2 separate regions of the Mus musculus genome follow, and region 1 is linked to region 2. Evidence: chromatin contacts called from ENCODE Hi-C or POLR2A ChIA-PET data. All regions are on one chromosome and are shown on one strand. The core of a region is the stretch at or near the end of the contact, and the rest is flanking DNA. Distances in the headings are between cores, read along the strand shown.

Region 1 (5,774 bases), core at 2,979-5,478, 80 kb before region 2:
GCAAAGATGGTGATTTCAGAGCTGTGAAACAGTGTTCTGTTCAGCAAGGGCCTTCCCTTAGCCTGGCTGACCTGGAATTCCAGCCCTGCTACCTCTGCCTCTTGAATGCTGTGATTATAGTTGCACCCAAAATGTGTGTAGTGCCACATTTCTCGTTTTAAAAAGTTACTAAATTGATGCCAGATGTAGTGGCACACACCTTTAATCCCAGTGCTCAGGAGGCAGAGGCAGGTGGAGCTCTGGGAGTTCATGGCTCATCTGGTCTACATAGCTCCAGGCCACCTAGGCTGACACAGACCAAGTCAAAAATAGGATCTCACTGTGTAGTTCTGGCTAGTCTGGAACTTTATGTAGACCAGACTAGCCTCTAAATTTAGGTATCTGCCTGCGTCATGGCTGGGATTACTACTGGGTAGACTACCACGCCCAGCTTAACTTTAAAAAAAAAAATTTATGTATGTGAGTATGCTGTAGTTGTACAGATGGTTGTGAGCCTTCATGTGGTTGTTGGGAATTGGATTTTTGGGATCTTTGCTCGATCCAGTTGGCCCCACTGTCTCCAGTCAACTCCACTTGCTCACAGTTGTGAACCACCATGTGAGTGTTAGAACTGAACTCAGCTCCTCTGTAAGAGCAGCCAGTGCCTTTATCTACTGAGCCTTGTCAGACCCAGCCTTTTTAAGATTTTAATTTTTATTTGTGTGCATAGGTCTGTGTGTAAATGTATGCTAAGTGTGTGTGGTACCTGTGGGGACAAAAGACGGTGACACATTCCCTGGAGCTGGAGTGACAGGCTATTGTGAACTGTTCAACATGGATGTTGGAACTGAATTCTGGCCTTCTGGAAAAAATAGTTCTCTTTACTGAACTATTTCTCTCTCTTTCTCTCTCTCTCTCTCTCTCTCTCTCTCTCTCTCTCTCTCTCTCTCTCTCTCTCTCTCTCTCTCTCTCTCCTCTCTCCTCTCTACACACACACACACACACACACTGCATACATTTTAATTCTGTTGTTGAGACAGTGTATTACATGTAACCCTGGCTGGGCTGGAGCCAATGGCTGCTCCCTGCAGTGTACCTCACCTCTGCAAGGCACAGAGCCAGTGGAGGTTTTTCCTGCTTCAAGCTGCATCCACACTGATGCCCAGGACCCAGCACTTCTAAGCATTTCTCCAGGATTCTGCCCTTGTGAGTCAGGCAGTCTCAGTGGCCCCAAGACCAACCATAGGCTATGGGCTCGAGCAGCGTTTTAAGCTGAGAAACAGGAATCATTAATTCTGTTCCCTAGGACCTGCTACCTCTGAAGTAAACCTCACAATGTGCATGGGGGGTGGGGGGAGTTGGGGAAGGGCAGGGCTGTGTAAAAGCTGTCAGCTGACACCTAGATCGGCAAAAAAAAAAAAAAAAAAAAAAAAAAAAAAGCAGCTAGGTGTGGTGGTGCTCACTTTTAATCCCAGCACTCAGGAGGCAGAGGCACGTGGAGTTTGGAGCCAGCCTGGTCTACATAGTCCCAGGATAGCCAGAGCTATATTATCTTGAAAACAAAACCAAACAACAACAACAAAAACCCATAGACAGACAGAGAAGAAAAATGGGTAACTGGTCTTGGTGCATACCTGGTGCATACTGCCCAAGAGGCAAGAGGATTGCCCCATTTTTCTATTTGGGTTACATGTGAGTAGTCTATGCCTACATAGCAAAACCTGTCTCTACAACAAGCCTGGCCTGTGGCTCAGTGGTGCAACCCATGCCTAGAATGCCCCTAGAATGCCCAGTGAGGGGCGGGGGGTTGGGGGGGCTGGCTGGCTCAGAGAGTAAGGTTCTCGATTCTACCTCCAACACTAGGAAGAAGGGCAATGGGAAGTGGGTGGTGTAGTCAACTTGTGTACTGGAATCTCAAAAGACAATATAGAAATACAAACCCTGAGTCTACTGAGCCCCCGCCTTCCCAAGCCCTACTTCTCAGGTGCGGAACACAAAGCACAGCCTGTATCCATTGGCTCCCTCTGCCCACTGCCAGGGGAGTGGGTTTTTTTCTCGACTCTGGCATACTCCAGCTAGCCCCAGACTTTAGGCCTCTCCCCTCTTATAGCCTCAGTCTCCCCATCTGCCAATGCCGCAGTTAGGGCCCAGCATGAGGAAAGTTTTCACATTCAAAAACTCCAGGGCACCAGAAACCTGTGGAGTAGAGGGGAGCTGGGGCTGAGGCCAGCTTGAGTCTGTCTCTGGATACCACCGCCCACGGGAGTTCCTCACAACGTACAATTATCCCCACATCTCGGCTCTTCTTTTACTTGGCTTGCACTTGCATCCTTGTTGAAGGCAAGGATGGTTGAAGCTTCTCAAAATCCCAATATCTGGTTCAAGACATGCAGAACTGGACTGCACACCTTGGAAAGTGGAGGCAGGAGAATCCAAGTTACAAGCCAGCCTAGGCTGCATAGTGAGGTATTTGATCTAACTTTGACACACAAAATCACCACCACCACCACCAACAACAAATCAAGAGATCATCAGTAGATGGGTCTGGTTTTTCCCTGTAAACTTTTCCCATAGGGAAAACAACCATCACCAAGGACTCCCGGCTTCCAGAGACCTGAGTACAATCCACACCTGTCTCTGCACAACTGACACCTATGTGGGTGTCACATCTGTAAATGCTGTTCCAGCCAACAGGCAGTCCCGCTGATCCCAATTCAAGTATCATCAGATCCTGGCGGATGACTATAGAACTTTTAGGAATTTATCCAGTTTAGGGACGTGAAGAATCAGGATTTGAATCTCCCTACTCCGGTTTTTAGGTCTAAAGGTAGAATTTCCACATACTCGCCTTTCTCTAAGTTGCCGAAAACTTCCCACCCCCTGCTCAGTGACAAGGTTCCACCGCTAACCCCAGTTGCAAGGAAGAGCGAATTTATTGCAGGTTCCAACCTGGAACTTAGCGTGCACGGCTGGCCCACGGTTTCTCTGTAGCATGGCAACCCACCGTGCAACAGCTCATTCTGCGCAGGCGCAATGCTTCTCTCTCTTCTCTTTGCGCCCCTCCCGGGGCCTTCTCGCCAGAAATCGAGGATGCGCATGCGCTCTCCAGCAATCAGTTTGTGCAGGAGGAATCAGAACCCAACAGCAGGCCTCAGAGGGCCGCCGCCGTGGGGGAAGGGGAAGGGACAGGACGCGTGCGCAGTGGCGCGCGGCGACTTCGCGGGTTTCCCGAAGCTCGCCCTTCGCGCGTGCGCCGCCCTGGCTCTGTGCCTGGTGCGGCGGGAACAGCGAGAACCCCGGCTCCTAGCCGGAGTCCCCGGCCCGCAGCCAGCCATTGCGCGCCACCTGGCCCGCCGAGGGCCGGGCAGACGGGCTGAACTGTAGCAGCTCGGCGATCAAGGATTTGCATCGTTCCGACAGTTCGAGGCCGTCAGGGTAGAGCACGCCGCGCTTCTGGCGCCGGGGTAGGCCAGCAATGTCCGAGTCGTCGAAGGGCATGCACCCGGTGACCATGACGTAGAGCACAACGCCCAGGCTCCACACGTCGTATTTCTTAGGGTCGTAGGGGATGCCCAGGAGCACCTCAGGTGACGCATACGCGGCCGAGCCGCAGTAGGTGGTGCTCAGGTCTGGGTAGCCGTGCGCCTGGCGGCCGAAACCGAAATCCGTGATCTTGACGCGGCGCTCGTCAGGGCTTAGCAGCACGTTTTCGCACTTGAGGTCGCGGTGCACCAGGTGGTGGTCGTGCAGGTAGCGCACGGCGCCCGCGATCTGCGAGAAGAGTTCGCGCGCCTGCGACCCCGGGATGCGCCCGTTGCGCTGCACTGCCTGCAGCAGGTCGGTGGCTGCTGCCTCCATCACGATGTACAGCTTCCCATTGCACACTTCGATGAACTCGAAAACGTGTACGATGTGCGGGTGCCGTACTCCCCGCAGGATGGACAGCTCTCGAGGCAGGAACTTGTTGACGAAGTCCGGAGGCGCTCGCCGGCGGTCCACCACCTTGATGGCCACCGTCCCTTTATACTTCTTGGAGGTGGCCACTTTCACCTTGGAGTAGCTGCCCTCACCTATCGTGCGGCCCAGCTTATAGCCAAGTTCGCTCAGGAGTTTGTCGCCCGACATGGTGGCGCCCGGGGCGCGCGGGGAGCAGGAGGCGGCTGCTGTCGGGGGGCGGCCGGACTCCAATCTCGGGCCTAACCCATGGTGCTTGGCACCTGCACCCCCGTGCCCCCATGTGCCCACTCCCAAGGCCCTACAGCCGCGATGACTTTTATTGCCCGGGTAACAATTTCTGCCTTGTGAAGTGACTGCGGGCGTCACTCGGCCTTGGGGCGGGGACCCTCCCTCCCCCGCCCCGCGGGCTCCCTAAACCCTTCTTAGGCTTTGTGACTCAATCGCCCTTAATGGTCAGTTCCTCGTGAGAAGTCACTGGCGAGGAGACTGCCCACTGATGTGGAACAGGACAAGTCCCTCCCTGAAGTGATGGTGCTCAGGTGGGTGGGAACCAGCCTGTTGCCTCGAGCCTGGCTACCATGGCTCACGAAAGAAAGTAGGTGAACTCCCAAGGTTTTTAGTGCAAGAAACACGCCCGAGAGAGCTCTAGATGCAGACCACAGTTACTCCCTGCCTAGGGCCAGAGGGAGGAGGGACTGACTTCCGGATCGCAGCAAGGCTAGCGTAACGCTTCCAAATTATAGGGAACCTCCTGGGTGACGGAACTTCCGCCACACTCAAAATGGTGGTCGCGCGTTGCCTCACTTCCGCTGGTGGCCGGAAGTTGCGGGTCCTGCAAGTATGGCGGCGTCGAAGGTGAAGCAGGACATGCCCCCGCCAGGGGGCTACGGCCCCATCGACTACAAGCGGAACCTGCCCCGCCGGGGACTGTCGGGTCAGTGTCTCAGTGTCGTCCTGTTCGTCGCAGACCAGGCTTTTGTTATGCGGTTAGACGAGAGAGGGCAGCCTGCGGGCTTCAGAGTGCACAGTGTGAGCGGAGGCTGAGTTGGAATCTTGGTTTTCTAGTGCAGCATCCCGGAAGCCAGAATGTTCATGTCCCCTAGTTTCCAGCTGGCTTCCACGGGCCTGGAAACTAAGCCTGCGAGAAGCACTAACCTGGAGTTTGGAGGCTTTTGTTTTGTTTTAGGCTGGCCTCAAACTCCGTAGCAGAGACTGATCTAGAACTCCTGATCTCTTGCCTTCACTTCCGAAGGCTATGCTCATAGGTATGCACCGTTATACGTATTTTTTTTTTAATGTTTTTAAATTTTTTTTTTTTTTTTTTTTTTTTTTTTTTTTTGCAGATAGGGACTTACTATATAGCCCAGGCTGGCCTCAAACTCGTGGCGACCCTGCCTTTGCCAATGGATTGCTGGGATGACAGACAGGTCCACCCAAGGCAAGATGTGTGTTGATTGTAACATAGCATAGAAGGCTAGTCTTAAACTCTAGCCTCCCTAGTGCTGGTTCCTCTTCTGGCATTCTCTGCCCACCCCCAGCCCCCACCCCCACCGGCTTTCGTGGAGCCCAGGCCAGCCTGAAATTATGAACACCCCAACTCTATGCCTTCATAGTACCAGGATGACAGGCATGTGCCCACCAGGCTGTGTTTTTAAGTTTTTAAAAGTGTTTTAAGTAACATTTAGAATTTTATTATCGATTTCAACAGGAAAAGAATATGAAGAAAGTTAAAGTCCCCACTGTCAGTGCTCAGAGTTACAGAAATACAGTAGTTAGCAACTGGGGCCCAATTGGTAGAGTGCCTGCCTAGCCTTTCAAAGCCCTAGGTCGCACCCCTG
Region 2 (6,436 bases), core at 2,822-5,321:
GAAGCTCCAGTCTCCTGCCTCAGTCCAAGGTTTAAAGGGTGGAGTCCATCAGTGGGCGGCCATTCTCAGGAAGCATGATCCGCGTGCTGGCACCCGTCTGGGCAGAAGCTGAGTAACGGGCAGACTTGTGGCTGGACCAGCGGAGACACATGCAGCAGAGAAGGCGGCGGAAGGTGCGGCGCATCTCAGCATCTCGGCAGGAATATACCACTGCATTGACCAGTGAGTTGGCCTCAGCCAGGAGCAGGAAGTACTTCTCCACAGCCAGAACGTTGCAGGACTTACAGTCCAGGCCATCCAGGAGCAGCACCACCTGGCCCGGTGTCCAGCACACCACAAATGCCCCTGCGGGACAAAGGCCAGGAGTGGCGTTAGCGGGTTTGGAGTGGGCCACCAGGAGACTTGCCCAAACAGCTCTGTGCTCAGGCAGTGGCCAACTGAGTGGCACAAACCACACAAGCTCCTTGTATGGGTAGGCCTGCTAAGAGGGGACAGACACCTTTCCCTTATTTGCCTGCCAGTGTGATACCTTTCCTAACTGAGACAAAGTATTCCGGGACCCTTCTATAGAAGATTTTTTTTTTTTGGTTTTTCGAGACAGGGTTTCTCTGTGTAGCCCTGGCTGTCCTGGAACTCACTCTGTAGAATAGGATGGCCTCTAACTCAGAAATCCACCTGCCTCTGCCTCCCAAGTGCTAGGATTACAGGCATGAGCCACCACTGCCTGGCATGAAGATTTGTTTACTAAGAGATGGGACAGGAATTCATCACAGGACAAGCTGGTTACAGAGTAGGGTGGGGGTGAGGACAGGTATCACTGGGAAGAATCAGTCTTGGATGGGAATAGTGATATAGTGGTCCTCCTGTACCCCAAAGCCAAAGTAACCACACTAGCCCTTACTAAAAGCCCCACAGAGGGACTAAGGACCCAAATTCAATTCCAAGGGCCATAGAGTACAGAGAAAACTGACTGCCAGGAGCTGTCCTCAGGTAAATGGTAGTGTGTGTGTGCATACCCACAAAATAAATTACAAAAGGATTTATCTTATTCACCTGTGTGTGTGAGAGAGAGAGAGAGAGACCGACCACATGTATGTGTTTAGAAAAAAGCATCAGGTCCCTTGGGGCTAGAGCTGCAGGTGGATATGAGCTGCCTAATGTGGGTACTGGGAATTAAATTCGGGTCCTCTCGGAGAACAGGAAGTACTCTTAAAAGCCATCTTTCTAGCCCCCCCCCCAATAAATAAACCCCAAAGGGGAGCCAGGTGTGGTGGCACATACCCATCGCCCCAGGGGAAGAGGAATAGGAAGGTGTGGTGGCACATACCCATCGTCCCAGGGGAAGAGGAATAGGAAGATCAGGGCTCTGAGGCCTGCCTCAGCTACAGAGAGAGCTTCAGGTCCCCCCTGAACTTCATGAAACCCTGAATTAAAGAAATGAAGCCAGCCCAGTGTGATGGTGCTTATTTTAATCCCAGCACTCGGAGGTGGAGGGCAGGGGGGCACAGAGGCATGTATCTGTGTGAGTTTGAGGCCAGCCTGGTCTACCAAGTGAGCTCCAAGCCAGTCTGGACTATACAGTGATACCCAACCTCAAAAGAAAGTCAAATAAACAAGTAAGCAAAAATAACAACCAGGGCTAGAGAGAGATGGCTTTAATGGTTCAGAGTACCAGAGTCTCATCCCCGACACCTACATCAGACAGCTCAAAACTGCTTGTACTCTCAGCTCCAAGGGCCTAGGATGCCTCTAGCCTCAGCATGCACCCGCACACATCTGCATAAACCCAAATACAATCTCACAGTCACACAAACACACATGCACAAATAAAAAATAAATCTGAAGAAAGGCTGGGGATGTAGTGAACCACACCTTTAATCCCAGCATTCGGGAGGCAGAGGCAGGCAGAACTTTTTTGGGTTGAAGGCCAGCCTGCCTGGACTACAGATTGAGTTCCAGGACAACCAGGGCCTCAGAGACCTTATCTCACAAAACAAAACAACAAAACAAAACCAACCAGGGCTGAGGATGGCAACTGATTACAAGAATGCTAGCCTGCCCTATCCCTTGAGAGACAAAGGCAAAAAGATAAGGATAAGGTCATGAAGCCAGCCTGGGCTACATGAGACTCTGCCTGAAACACAATCAAACAAAAAAGACCGATAAATGGTTTCCTTTGAGAAACAGGTGAAAACTGAGGCTAGCCTTTTCTCCTCTTGTAGGCTGGCATTTTTACCTCTTTGGAGTCTGCTTGGGAAACACCCCCTCCCTTATTGCTTCAGGGTCCCAGGGTCCTATGGCAAGTCCCCTCCTAAAGCTATTGTCAGAGCACCCACTCACCCAGAATGATGACAACCGTCTTGACTAGGCTGAGTGTGGTCTCTCGGTAGCGGGGATGGCAGCTGACGTGCTCCGCCATGCGTTCCACCCGTCTACGCACATAGAAGAAAATTCGTGTGTAGACAGCTACCATGAGTAGGAAGACAAGCAGGCTGGATAGGGCCCACGCAGCCAAGTAGGAGCGGCTGAACAGGGGCACCATGCGTGAGCAACTGTCCAAGTCACAGAGGCAGTGCCAGAAGTGTGCAGGTAGCAACCCCAGACCCAGTGCAGCCGCCCACACACCCACGATGAGTGTGACCACACGGCCCCGGGGCAGGCGGCTGTGTAGCTGTACCGCCATCACACTGCGGTGCCGTTCCACAGCGATGGCCAGCAGTGTGGCCACTGACGCCGTGAGGCTGGTGTCCAGCAGGCCCTGTCGCAGGAACCAGCCTTTGATGGAGAGCCTGGCAGTGCGTGGGCCAGTATGGAACATGAGGAAGAGGTAGGCCATGCCAGCGAAGAGGTCAGCCGCAGCCAAGTTGCCAAGCAGGTAGTATATGGGCTGGTGGAAGCGTCGGTTGGAGGCGATGGCTGCAATAACCAGCAGATTGGTCAGCAATACCAGCACACTGACTGTCAGCCCCAGGGCCACCACCACCACATCTTTGGGGCGCCAGTGAAGGCTGAGCTCCTTGCCGCTGTTATTATAGAAAAAGCCGATGGTCTCGTTGTAGTAGCACTGGCCCATGATGGCTGCCTGTGGATACAGAAGACAGATCAGTGCAGGTGGCCCCTGATGGAAGGGCACTTGAACAAAGCAGTGGCCAGAGACTAGAATCAAGATTGGGTGAGTGCAACCTACAGGATCAGAGGCCCTCTGTGCAAGAAGTCTGTGCTGAAGGCCAAAGTGACCTTTAAAAAGCAATTTCTATTTATTTACTCATAAAGCAGGGTCTCTCGATGCATCCCAACTGACCTAGAACTTGCTTTGAGACCACACTGGCCTCAAAATCAGAGATCCACTAGCCTCTGCTGAATGCTGGCATAACAATTTAAAACGGTTTTCTGATCGGCTTTTCTTTTCTTTTTTAAATCTTAAGAACCCAGAGCAAATGCATCCACATTGCAATTCAGTGCCACGTGCCACTAATCCGTGACTGGGTTGGACACCTGTGGTTTTCAATGGGCGTGGGTGGGTTGGCTGGGGCAGCACAAAGGCGGAGTGAGCTGCTGGGGTTAGCCTTAAGAAGATCAAACTTGTGCCAGGGTCCTTGCACAGTGCAGAGGCCAGGGGGTGTGTGCACACCAGAGCGAGGTCCGTGGTCAACACCCGGAGGGCAATGCCAAGGCACTGAGGGGACTTAGCGCGAGCAGAGTAGACAGAGACCGCCCAGAAGTTGAGTTACAGGCAGGATTCCGCGCAAGAGCTCTGAAAGCAGTCCATTCCTGGGTGGGACTGAGGGCCAAGAAGGCCTCCAGGACAAAAGAGGGTATTGCAGACAACCCTGGGCTAGGAGAAGGATTGTGGAGAAGAGGGGGCCCCGCCTCGCTTTCTTCGGTGGCCTGCACCCACCCTAAACCGGTTGGTGTTGGTCTTACCTGCACATCCAGTCAAGCGGCAGATGGGGCTGGCTCGCGGTGGGTTGAAGCAGGACTGAGACCCATGGCCGGGCAACCGAGCGGTTGCGCAGCAGCGTCCGGTGTTCCTGGAGCCCCCGGCTGAGGAGGCGGGAGAGGCGGGACCTCAAAGCCACGCCCCCACCTGCCTTAGCTCTTGGCCCTTGGGGGTGTCCCGCCCCCTGGAAAGTCCCACCCCCACGTCGGAAGTGTGATCTCCTGAAACTGTGGTCATTTCACCGCCTCCCCACAGCCCCCTTTTCCCACGTGGGGCACCCTTTCTACTCCCCCCCCCCCCCCCCCCCGCACATCTCACGTGCTTGCCCTTTCGCGCCTTTGGGGCTGAGTCACCTGGCAGTTGAAAAGATCCACAGCGGGGGGGGGGGGGGCTCTGCGGGCGCCCCCCCCCCCGTTTCTGTCCAATCCTTTACCGAGCTGCAAGCCCCGCCCCACTGTTCCGTGGTCAATCTCCCGGCTGGACCCTCGCCCCACTGCTGCCGCACTACCTTGCTTCCCGAAGTCTCGCCCCAGCCTGCCGCTGGCTCGAGCCTGCAGCAGCCTCCTCCCCTGACCTCCCCCGGTTCGCAGCACACAGCCCCATTGTCCCGATTATCTGCACCGAGTTGTATTTGATTGTGTAGAACCGGATCAGGGACACTGAGCTGAGTGACTCATCTTGGGCTCCAGGCCCTACACTAATTGCCAGTAGGTTTCCCAGGGTGTGTTTAGAAGCCTTGGTTCCATCATCTGGCCCTTAATAAAGGGTTAAAGACGCTGCTCTTACTGGTGACTTATTGTCAGCATTCCAGCACAAAGACAAATGTGCAAGAACAGACAAGATTTATCTTATTTTATTTTGTTTTTCTGAAACAGGGTTTCTCTGTGTAGCCCTGGCTGTCCTGGAACTTTCTCTGTACACCTGGCTGGCATAAAACTCAGAGATCCTCCTGCCTCTATCTCCTGAGTGCTAGGATCAAGTAGAGGTGTGTGGCACTACCGCCCAGCGGATTTTTTTTTTTAAATTAAAATTTTCTTTTATTTGTGCATGTGCACAGGTCAGACAATTTGTAGGGATGGGCTCTCTCCTTCCACTAAGTGGCTCTGGGAGGTCCAACAAATGTGAGGCTTTACAGCAAGCACCACTGCGGTCAGCCCTCCTGCCGGCAGCAGGATATGGTTTTATTTGGAGGTTGTAAGAACACAGATTTAGCCAGCACTTGGGAGGCAGAGGATTTGTGGCTCACAAAGGGAGCTCCAGACCAGCCAGAGCTACACAGTGAGACTTAGCTTAAAACAAACAAACAAACAAACAAATTAAAAGGAGACAGGGCTGGGCTGCAGCCACCTGCTAACTTGGGAGTCTGTTACTGCTGCAAGTGTAGTAGGGCCAGGAGCCATTATGACTGAAATAGTCAAGACACCCGTCTCAGAGGTCAGAGACTCGGGTAGTCCCCAAGGATCTACTGATCTGTATTGACCATTGAGTCTTGACCCCGAAACACCTGCACCTGTGTTGCCTAGCTGTTTAAATCTCCTCTGGCAGGGAGATGATGGGACACTTCAACCAAGTGTCTTGGGACTCCCACAGGTAGGTAATCTTCATTACCGGAACTCACTGGTAACCCCGTCTCTCCCCACACCCCACTGAATTGGTTTGGTCACCAGGTTGGGTCAGGGACCATCAATTCAGTTCTGGGTCCCTCAGGATGGTAGGTGGTCAGAGGTGCTCTTCAGACTCCTCAGGCTCTGGGTCAGCACAACAGGTGGTCCTGGACACAGCATCACTGTTCAGCTTGGAGAGAAGTCGGGCTGTCTCCTGGGTGATCTCAAAGTGCTTGGGCAGAGGGTTCCGGCGCAGGGGGCTGCCTTCAGGGCAGGCAGCAGCAGGGCCCAAACCTCGTACCCTCAAACTACCTCGGTGCACTGCTGAGACAGTGACAGGAGTCTCCTCACACAGCTTGGAGGCCACCAGAGCCAGGCTGGAGAGTTGATGAGTAACTGGCCTCACACCTCCCCGGGAATACTTCACTGGCTGGCGGCTGAAGTGGCCCCGGGATTGTGCTCCCAGGGCCAAGTCCTCAGGGCAGTGGCTGGACCCTGTGGAGCGGTTAAGTGCTCAGCATCTCCAAGTTCTTTGGATGTACTCCCAGCCAAGCAACCCTGGGGCGAAGTGAGGGCTCTCTAGACACTCACCATCCCCTGCCCCATCTCTGGTGTCTTCCACCTCCTCCTCCCTCTGGTCCCTCTGCAGAGTTGCAAGCTGCAGGAAGAAACCCAGAACGTGACTCCCAATAGCAAAGTCCCTGTTTAGGGATTTCTGGAGAAAAGATCGGTAAATTAAGAGGATTCACTGTGGAAGCATGAGAACCCAAGTTTAAATGCCAAGCATGGCTGGGTGCTTGTAACTTCTGTATTGTGGGGTGGGGACAGGGGTCCTGGGAGCTCTTTGGCATGCCAGTTCAGCTTCAAGTTCAATGAGTGATCCTATCTCAAT

Evidence for each region. A loop is a pair of places that touch in the nucleus more often than their neighbours do. ChIA-PET counts read pairs that join two places held with the same protein, here RNA polymerase II (POLR2A).
Region 1: POLR2A ChIA-PET joins it to region 2 with 14 read pairs in Patski. The contact joins the promoter of Tssk6 here to the promoter of Lpar2 in region 2. A Hi-C loop is called at or near these places in 1 of 37 maps with a recorded cell type or tissue (T-helper 17 cell). POLR2A ChIA-PET finds 5 or more read pairs at or near these places in 2 of 5 experiments (Patski and embryonic stem cell).

The regions. Positions count from the first base shown.
Region 1 is chr8:69,900,638-69,906,411 of GRCm38, reverse strand. Tssk6 (testis-specific serine kinase 6) reads right to left here and starts at 4,228. Exons shown (of 1, transcript NM_032004.2): 1 at 2,894-4,228. The coding sequence starts at 4,104. The coding sequence ends at 3,283. Ndufa13 (NADH:ubiquinone oxidoreductase subunit A13) reads left to right here and starts at 4,392. Exons shown (of 5, transcript NM_001382215.1): 1 at 4,392-4,475; 2 at 4,680-4,870. The coding sequence starts at 4,777.
Region 2 is chr8:69,820,200-69,826,635 of GRCm38, reverse strand. It overlaps Lpar2 (lysophosphatidic acid receptor 2), which reads right to left and starts at 4,071. Exons shown (of 3, transcript NM_020028.3): 1 at 3,925-4,071; 2 at 2,341-3,082; 3 at 1-345. The coding sequence starts at 3,073. The coding sequence ends at 32. It overlaps Gmip (Gem-interacting protein), which reads right to left. Exons shown (of 21, transcript NM_198101.1): 20 at 6,136-6,202; 21 at 4,766-6,039. The coding sequence ends at 5,660.